2 separate regions of the Mus musculus genome follow, and region 2 is linked to region 1. Evidence: chromatin loops called from intact Hi-C (ENCODE). Cell type or tissue: heart. All regions are shown on one strand.

What was found. A loop is a pair of places that touch in the nucleus more often than their neighbours do. Peaks named below come from ENCODE experiments on the same cell type or tissue, not always from the same donor. Only the 100,000 strongest peaks of a DNase experiment are listed, where the experiment ranks them.
Region 2: it touches region 1 in a loop (4-fold over the local background); 8 of 42 quality-filtered maps call a loop at or near these places.

Annotation. Positions count from the first base shown.
Region 1 is chr5:114,637,279-114,642,278 of GRCm38, forward strand. Trpv4 (transient receptor potential cation channel, subfamily V, member 4) reads right to left here. Exons shown (of 16, transcript NM_022017.3): 3 at 2,846-3,018. Among named protein-coding and RNA genes, the nearest start is that of Trpv4, 19 kb to the right of the region's middle. In heart, no CTCF peak of the experiment used is centred here; DNase peaks (open chromatin) are centred at 1,619 and 2,323; H3K4me3 peaks cover 651 bases; H3K27me3 peaks cover 4,512 bases.
Region 2 is chr5:114,688,983-114,693,982 of GRCm38, forward strand. Gltp (glycolipid transfer protein) reads right to left here and starts at 1,953. Exons shown (of 5, transcript NM_019821.2): 1 at 1,777-1,953. The coding sequence starts at 1,879. In heart, a CTCF peak has its summit at 2,039; DNase peaks (open chromatin) are centred at 1,309 and 2,099; H3K4me3 peaks cover 2,078 bases; H3K27ac peaks cover 1,648 bases; H3K27me3 peaks cover 966 bases.

The sequences.
Region 1 (5,000 bases):
AGAGAGATGGGCCATGGTTGCGAGCCATGTTTGCATGCAGGTATGCATGCGCATTAAAAAAAAAATGTCAACCATACATCTTGTTGTTGATTTTTGTTACTGTTGTTTATTCTGAGACAGAGTCTCACTATGTAGCCCAGGTTATCCTGGAACTTATTCTGTAGACCAGGCTGTCCTTGAAATCACAGCTCTGCCTGCCTCTGCCTCCTGAGTGCTGGGATCAAAGGTGTGGGCCACCACTGCCTGGCTCAGACCTGTCAGAGCCATTCTCCCCCCCTCTGTGCTTCCTATGTGTGTCTGCATGGAGGCCTCGGGCCAGCACTGGATGTCTGCCTCATCACTCTCCGCTTTACTTTCCAGACAGAGTCTCTCACTGAACCTGCAGCTCACTGGCTCAGGGAGGGTCTGGGTGGCAGGGGGTAGGCGTGGTGGGTAGGTGGGTGCAAGGGGTTATCTGCCTGTTCCCACCTCCTCAAGAGTGGGAGATCCCCGACATGTGCCACCTTGCCTGGCTTTTTCTGTGGATGCTGGGATCTGAACCCAGGTCTTTTTGCTGTCACAGCGGGTATTTTACCCCACTGAGCTTGTGAGAGCCTTTATCAGCTCTAAAAGCAAGACGCATGTCAGGTAGCACTTGTCCACACATGAGAACCCAGAAGCCTGTCCCGTGAAGCATTTACACCAGTGTCGCTAGAGGGGAGTGAAGGGCTGACCACAATGCTCCCTAAAGCTTGGACTGAGTATAAAGAGGGGCACAGTGTGTCTGGGGGGTCTCATAGACACGTAAGTGTAAACATTTTCCATTCCTGTCCAACATCTTTCGAAGTCTGAGTGGGCCCGGTGCCTGTCACCTCTCCCCAATGTTCACCAACACCCTTTTCTAAGTTCCTTTCCCTTGCTACGATGTGTTTGGCTACAGGAACTAGCTTCCGTCTCTAAAGAATCAGTAAAATGCAAGCGCCCACCAACACCACCAACCAGGCCTGGGCGACGGATCCAAGGTGGGAGCCACAGACATGGGGTGAGGGTGAGCTTTGCCGGCTGACCCTCAGGGTTGGAGTCCTGGCATTATCTCTCATCAGCAATCAAGGGGACATCGGTGAATCAACCAATATTGTGATTCACAGGACCCCAGGCATCAACAAGCCCCCCTTAAATGTCAATGCTGGGGTTAGCATCCTGTGGAAGGAAATGTAAGGCCCCCTCCCCAGATACAGGGAGAGCCTTAAGCCTCGGAAGCATCCAGCCTGACCCCCACCCCAGCCTTTCTCCCGTCTTCTGGGCAGCTGGCCCAGGCTAACACCAGCCAGCTGTTCACGGAACCAATCCGTGGGTACAGCTTCCCATGGGCACCAGGTGGGGGCTGCCCTGAATGCTGGCAGAGCCCCTGGGGGCTGTGCAGATGCATCCCCAATCTCTGTCATGGGGTGGTATCAACCCTCCATTTTACCAGTATCACCAGCAATATCAGCTCTCCATGGTAACACAATTCCCCTCCCTGGAGTCCCATCCTGAATTTTCAGCGCCCCCACCCCACCCCAGCCCCACGCCTGTTGCAGCATGTCTGTTTTATCCATTTTTCTGGTACCCCTTTGGCTGTCATCTCTGCCACCATCACCCTGAACCAGGCACTGTCTCTCACAAGCCCAAGATAGCCCCGCCCCCTTGGCTTGCCCAGCCTCTGTGGTCCTTCATCCACTTTGCATACAGCAGTTGCTATAGTCATCTCAGAGGTCATGGAAAGCCACGGGGTCTTTGTAATCACTGTCCCTTCATAGCTATCCAACCTGAAACACTCCTTCGTCCCTTTTCACACACTAATGTAACTCTCTGACTGGGGGGTGGGGTGGGGGGGTGTGAGGGGTTGTTTCACATCCCCTGACTAGATACCCTTCACCGTTTGTAACTCAGTGCTTGTTTACGTGGTCGCAAGATCAATGCCGGTCCCTCCTGAATAACCGAGAGCCACTTAAGACCGAATCTTATATGCCTTGCTCAATTCCTCATTTTCAGCCCCACCTCACCTCCACCTCCCTCCGGACACCAGCCCAGTGTCTGGTACTTCTTCGGTACCCAGTGGCATCTCGCTGAATTAGTAAGAACTCACTAAAGGAGCCACCCAGGCACCTTCCGTGATTCCAAATCACATCTGGCATAAGGGGAATCGGGTCCTGGGTCCCGGCTTCGGCTGTGGAACCACTGCTAAAGAGGAAGCAGTTCCTCAGCTGACCACCAGGTGGCGGAATGTCTCTGGTTATGGAGCCTGCTGGAGCCCGGCTCTAAATGGCCCATTGACAGAGGTTGTGAACTACCCCGAGGGCGTGTGGGAGGGGTGGGGCAGAGATTCCAGATAACCCTGAAAATCAGATGAGCTAATCAGCCTCCAGCCAGAAAAACATGCAGGGGAGGATGCAGGTTTTGTGGAGCCCTGCAAAGGGATGTTGTGGGTGGCGACTGAGGGAGTCGGGCCAGGGAGGGGAGCTGGTGAGGGTGAGGCAGATCTCTAGAAGTGCAACTGAGAATCCCAACCGTAACCTTGCCACCTTCCAGCTATCCCGACCCACTGCCATGCTACCCACGGGGGACATGGGATTCCAGCTGCCTGTTTAGAGCACTTCGGGGCTGGGGGAACCACACCATCAATGTGTAGAAGTGTGTTAGAGCCCCCGTGGCTAAACTTTGGTTGGCTACTGCATGAATGAATTCCGTAACGTGGTGAAGGATGCAGGAGTCCAGACTCTACCCAATGATCTTCTGTGTGTTTGGCCCAAAGAGATACGCAAACCGGGGAAGAGGATTACCCAAGCAGAGCAGACCCCTCCCCCTGCCCACTGGTGCGGCTCACCCCGGAACTCCTCATCAGTCAGGCGCTTCTTGTGGGTCAACAAGAAGGAGAGCAGTCCATCTAGGTCCGCAGTGGAGCCCCGGGACACAATGTCAAAGAGGATGGGCCGATTGAAGACTTTGAGGATGGGGGGTGGCTGGGGTGCAGGAGCTTTGGGGCTCTGTGGCTGCTTCCTAGAAGGGAAAAAAGAAGGATACCAGGAGTTTAGCCTCTGCCTGCACTGTGCTCCCTCACCTAAGGTAGTCAGAGGTTGGGGGAAATGAAACCCAAGGGACTAAAGAATACTATGGGATGCTTTGCCCAGGAAGAGGTAAGCTGGCCTACTGTGTGTTGGGCAGAAAAACAGGAAAAGGATGCAAGCCTGCACATCCTCTAGCCCACCCACCTCCCCCCTCCATCTAACCACTCACTCACTCAGTCACCTATCCACCCACCCATCCATCCATCTGTCCACCCACCCACCCACCCATCCATCCATCTATCCACTCACCCACCCATCCATCCATCTACCCACTCATCACCCATCCATCCATCCCTCTATTCACCCACTCACCCCTCCCCCCACTCACCCCTCCCTCCATCTTTATGCTCATCTGTTCATCCTTCCACCTCACCACTCGCTGCCTACCCCCTTCATCCCTCTCACCTGCCTATTCATCTTCCCCGTCCTCCATCTAACATTTACTGAACACCTTTGTGTGTGAGAGACAGGGTCTTGTGTCACCCAGACTGGCTTTGTAAGGGACATGCAACCCAAACTGATCTTGAATGTCCCACCTTGGCCTCTTGAATGATGGGACGTCAATGCAAGCCACTATGCCTGGCTTATGCAAGGATGGGAACCGAAGCCGGGGCCCTGAGCATGCCGGGCTGGTACTCGACCACCTGAGCTTACCATCTGGCCTTTCATGAGCACTGTCTGAGGCGAAAAAAGCCTGGCAGAAGGCAGGGGAAGGAACTGGTTCACTCGCTCGCTCCCTCATTAATTTCATCATCCAACGATGTTTAGGACAGAAGAGGCCATAAAAGCGGGGTATTAGCCCAGAGCCCACTACACACAAGCATGCAATACATGTTAGCCAAAATCACCATCATTCCTGAGAACCACGTGTCTGAAGCCTGTGTGTGCAAGGCAGAGGTGCTGAGCCACAGAGCAAGGCAGAGAAGCGTGACAGGACCCAGAGAGGGCTGAGGAAGACAAAAGAGAGACATCTGTATAGTCATTCCGCAAACATTAATTGGGCACCAGAGAGAAAGAGCTAGCCTGGACACCATGAGGACAGAGATCCTCTCTCTGCCATGTTGCCATCCAGCCCAGGCTGGCACAGATGGGATGCATCAGAACTTATGTGAATAAGAGAGGCAGAGAGGGGCTGGAGAGATGGCTCAGTGGTTAAGCGCACTCTTCCAGAGGTCCTGAGTTCAATTCCCAGCAACCACATGGTGGCTCACATCCATCTGTAATGGGATTTGATGTCTTCTCCTAGTATGTCTGAAGACAGCTACAGTTTATTTAATAAATGAGGGGGGGAGGGGAAAGGGGAGAGAGAGAGAAACAGAGAGAGAGAGAGAGAGAGAGAGAGAGAGGAAGGAGGAGAGAGAGAGAGAGAAGATGGGGGGGGGGAGCAGAGGACCAGGAAGGAAGAAGAAAAGGAAGAGAGCAGCTACATAGGGCATGAAGTGGGAGGCCTGGTCTCCTTCATCCCTCTTCTCAGGGCCCAAAGGCACTATGGGAAAGAGGATGCTGGCCATGGAATGCTCCACAGAGCAAGAGCTGGAGCATCCTCCAACCAATTTTCCTGATCCTCTGACCCTCTATATAAAAAGAACTTGGTTCCCACCTGATACCACTGGATACCACTGAAAATCTTTAGGACCCCAATTTTTGCCTTGGTTCCCCCCCAATTTTTTCGAATTCCTCCAGGGAGCAGGCTAGGGTGCACCCTCAGGAAGGCTTGAGGGAGGGAAGGGAGGTGGTACAGTAGGACTCCCTGTTGCTTGGGGCCTCAGTTTCCCCATCTGAACAGTGACTGGACAATGTCCCTCACAAGTGATTGACTACACCGCCTTGGTCCTGATGAGTTACACTCTTGCACATCTGGGCCAGGGATGGCTGCCTAACCATGTGGTTGTCCTGTCTGGGTGCCACCTTCCT
Region 2 (5,000 bases), 52 kb after region 1:
GGAGCGAGCGAGGGTGACTCGTCTGCCTTAGCTTCAGCTGCCTCCTTCCATCTCTTCCCAAACCAGCCGGACATTTAGGCACTAGGGGTGCCCCCAAGTGCAGCCATGCCACGTTGGTGAGGGACAGGGAAGTCATGCCACCACCACTGTGGAGCTGCTGATGGGTTGCAGCACCCTTTTGTGGCTTATGTATTGAGGGGCATTGTACCCAGAGGGTGCTCTGTAGCATTCTGCTCCACCCCTCAACGACAAAGAACAAAACCATCTCCACAGACAAGCAGATACTGCCCCCCCACCCCCTCTAAGGAACAAAACTGCCATCCCTTGAGAAGCACTGGCTCCAGCAGATTACGAACCCAGGACAGGCTGGCTCGAACTAGCAACTACTCAGAAAGCCAAGGGCACAGAAGACATAGTGTTGTCGGGGCTGGGAGGTGACTCAGCAGGTCACTGTGGAGCCCCATGACCTGAGTTTGGTTCCCAGAACCCATATTGTGGAAGGAGAGAACAAACTTCCGAAAACGGTCCTCCAGCCCCCGCCTGTCTGTCCCCCCCCCCATGCCAACACACACAAATAAATATATTTTTAAAAACAACATAATGCTGTCATAAAAACCAAAGCTAACGCCAACAGCTCCCTCTCTCTGGAGATGCAATCTGATCTACAGCTGAGATACAGGCGAAAAAAAGCAGGTCTTAGGCATGCCACGGGTTGACAGAGCACCCACTGGGCAGTGCTGGAGCTTTCTCAGCCTCTGAGAAAGCCTGAGACCTGCTCTCGGGATGCTCCTCCAGGCTGGCGCATTGGGCCCGAAACTAGATTCAAGAACTTCACACAAGTTCCTTTCCACAGCTAACACCCACCCTTCACAGGCTCTCATTTAGTCCCCACCCCCAAACCTGCCATTTCACAGATAGGGACTCCAAGACACAGATCTACATGGCCACACACGCCCTATCCCCACCAGGGGTTGAGTGGGTGCCAGACCTCCTCAGGCTAAGGCGGTTTCAAGGCTCTGTCCAAGTATTTCAACTGGACTCTGTACCCGGGAGCTGGTGTCATCCTGCAAAGTCACCAAGTGAGCTAGCAGGGTAGGGCGCTGGGAGCGTCCCCACCAAGAAGAAAGCTGGGCTCAGGTAGCAGCACCCTCTGTGAACCGCAAGGCAAAGGGCAGGGCAGGAGGCATTAGTTTTCCTTCCACTTTACAACAAGGTCTTAGGCTGGAGGAGGGGCGGGGAGAGAACGCGCCTGAAAGTGGCTTGGGGACTCATTCCAGCGCTCCTGGGAGGTGCTTCAACTTGACATATGGAAGACCGGACTTTTTCCTTTTCGAAAGGGGGTGGGGATCCGAGCTAAGCACCCTGCAGCTGACATCACCCCCACAATCCAGCCCCCTTTCCCAGATGGGGGAAACCCTTTTCATGACTTCCTCTAAAAAGGGCCCTTGAGTTTTGCAGCTCCATCTTCAAGTCCTTGGAGGTGGTGGGGTGGGATGGGGGTGTTCTTTGGTCTGGGATGGGAAGAGGCTGGGGTGGGGGGTAGGGCTTATCGTTCAGAGTGAGGGTGGGGGAGAATTGAGAACCATTCTGAAGGGGGCGGAAAATGAAGCCGGGGATGAAGATGTTAGGCGCAGCCGGAGGGCTGATGAAGCATGCCCACGGTGCAATAGCAAGCGGTGTTTGGGTGCAATGGATGACAGGGAGTTAAGGGCCCGGGTGCATCTGAGGAAGAGGGATCTGGGCAGGTGAGGAGGACTGGCAAAGCCCGGGACTCACCAAAGAAGGGCGGCAGGTGAGCCACAGCCTCCAGGAAGGGCCCGGTCTCGATCTGCCGGTCTGCGGGCAGCGGCTTGAGCAGGTGCTCGGCCAGCAGCGCCATTTCGGGGTCGAGGCCCTTGGTGATGCCCCAGCCCGCGCCGAGGGCGTCCGCGCCCGGGCTGTCGCCGCCCGCCGCCTCCCGGGACGCCAGCGTCGCCACTTCCGCCCGCGCCTCGCAGCGAGCGCCGAGCGCCGCCCGCAGGCCGGAGCCATGGAGCACTCGGCCCCGCCCCTCAGGGGCTCTGCCAATGGGCGCCCACCGCCGCGCCCTTCCGACCAATCGAAGCCCGCCGCCCCCGCAGCCGCCGCGCCATTGGTCTGGAGGCGGGGCTTAGCGGAAGCGCGGGCGTCTTGCACCTGGTGAGCCGCGCCCAGGTTGGGATGCTCTGGCCGGGTTTACAGCTCAAACCCTGACGGGGCCTTGTTTCCCAATCCAGGGTCCTCCAAAGTGCCAGGTTCGCGCCCCACAGCCTACACCCCGGCTCACCTCAGCCACAATGCAGCCTAGCTGCTGCGTCCTGAAACACAGAGCTCAGTGTGTTTAGGGAACACTCCCTAATTCCATGGAGAGATAACAGCCCAAATTCCAAGTGGAGAGCCTGGTACTCCGCCCACACTGAGTATTCAGTAATCCTACTCTGCACTGCTGCTGCTCCGTACTGTGATGGTCACGGAGGATAGAGTGACCATGGCGCTTAAGCAAAGCCTTAAATTGAGGGAGCCGGAGAGCTGTGAGCGGTGCACGGGAAGGGCGAGCAGGGGCTGGGAGTAATTTGGGCAGTGGTGGCGCACGCCTTTAATCCCAGCACTCGGGAGGCAGAGGCAGGTGGATTTCTGAGTTCCAGGACAGCCTGGTCTACAGAGTGAGTTCCAGGACAGCCAGGGATACACAGAGAAACCCTGTTTCGAAAACCAAAAAATAAAGGAAGGAAGGGAGGGAAGAAGGGAGGGAGGGAGGGAGGGAGGGAGGGAGGGAGGGAGGAAGGAAGGAAGGAAGGAAGGAAGGAAGGAAGGAAGGAAGGAAGGAAATTAGTTGTGGTTCATAGTAAGGGCAGTGAGAAGATGTCTAGGGGCCAGAAAAGCATATACTAAATCTTGTTAAATGATTTTAATTTACCCTTTCAGGAGGCAGATGGCAGAAAGATTGACCCAAACTACAGGCATGACCCCAAGAAGTCGCGGGCGGGGAAAGATCCGACCGTCCTTATCTCTTGCATGCCCAGTCACGTTAGATCTCCTACTGATAGGTGCCCAAGCCACCAATTTCAGCTTGTTCCCACCCCACCCAGACTCCCCGCCTCGGGCATCCCAAGATGCAATCTTCCTACAACAGCCTCCCCAGTGTCCCAGCTCTGCCAGAACCCCACCCACCTTTGGGAAGACTCCCTAATTCCATGGAGAGATAACAGCCTGCACTGGGGCCTCTGGCTTCAGAGAGAATCCTGATGGCTCAACCTGCTCCATTCCAGCTGAGACACTCAGAAACCACATGTGACTCGACACAAGAAAGATGGATCTTTTAGATAGTAGCTTGGTGTCCTGAGACAGGTCTTGAAAGTTCACCCATCCATTCATCCTTCCCTTTCTTCATCTCCCCATCCCTCCCTCTCTGCCTCCACCCGTCCATCCACCCGTTTGTCCATCCACCCGTTCGTCCATCCACCCGTTCCTCTACTCATCAGAAAGCACTTGCTCTAGAGTTGACTCCTTTTTTGTTTGTTTGCTTGGGGTTTTTTTTGTTTGTTTGTTTTTGTTTTTTTGAGACAGGGTTTCTCTGTGTAGCCCTGGTTGTCCTGGAACTCACTTTGTAGACCAGGCTGGCCTCAAACTCAGAAATCTGCCTGCCTCTGCCTCCCAAGTGCTGGGGTTAAAGGCCTGCGCCATCAAGCCTGGTTTAGTTCTATTTTTCTTGAGACGGGTATTATTGTATGTTACACTGGAACCCCTGCACATCCCCTACACAAGCTGAGAAACCCCATCTTTCCTCCTTCCTCCAACCCCTCCCACCCAGATGAAACTCCCCCTCTACCCTGTCCCCCCATGCCCCACGCCTGCTTGGAAAAAGCTCAGGGCTAATATCTCTCCATCTCTCCATTTCCACCAACCTACCCAAGAGTGCCCGCCCAGGGGCTCAGTTTCTGACCATGTATGATCACCATCAGAGCTCCTAACTGGTGGTCATCACTCCTCATCTAGGTGATATAAAACCCCCTTGCTTTATCCTGGATGTGTGACTTCACTAACCTGGGAGATGGGTGAACCCACTGAGAGTTGCCTCCTAAACCTGCCTCTATCTGCTTTTAACCTGGTCTAATGTGGCCTAGACCTGCATCCCTGAGGGAGAGAAAATGCCCATCACTGTATAGCCAAGGCTAGCCTAGAATTGGCTCTATAACTCAGGCTGGCTTCAAACTCCAGGCAAATCTTGCCACAGCTTCTAAAACTTCTAAAACCATTTTAAAAAAACAAACAACCAAACAAACAAAAACTAAACAAAACAACAACAAAACCCCATGATCTTAAATTCTTGAAAACATTGCAACTCCCATACAAAAACCGGGCCACTGAAATCAGCTAAACACTCTGATGCTCATTCTCTCCAAACAAAGATGTTCCAGAAAGCCATGGTTTGCCCACCAGCAGGAAACTAATAGCATTGATCAGCCTCAATTCGCCTTTGTGTCTAGGACCCCAGTCCTGGTTTCATGCAGTATGGTTGCCTGATCTCTTAGGTCCATCAGTCTGGAACATTCCTCAGTCTTTCTCGAAATCCCATGACCAACACTTTTGAAAAGGACAGTTAAGCTAAAGAGGGGCTGTCTGACGTTTTCCATGCAGATCACAGGTCCTGTGTCTCACAACACAACAGCAGCGTGCTGTGTCCCCTCGCTGTAACCCTGCAGATGACACATGTGTGGTTTCAGTGGTCCTATATTGAAGTTGTTGGTGTGATATGGTCTCCCTGTAGAGATCAGGCTGACCTCAAACCCACAGAGATCTGCCTGTGTCTGCCTTCTGAGTGCTGGGCTCACAGCTACGTGCCACCGTAAAGGGCTCAGATCTTAACTTCATTCGAATAAGGTCCCTTCCACTTGGATCCACTATTATGCTGTTTTTTTTTCCTTTCTAAAAAGTAACCAATGCCCCATACTCAGGGTCTATCACCACTGTGCAGAACTGGG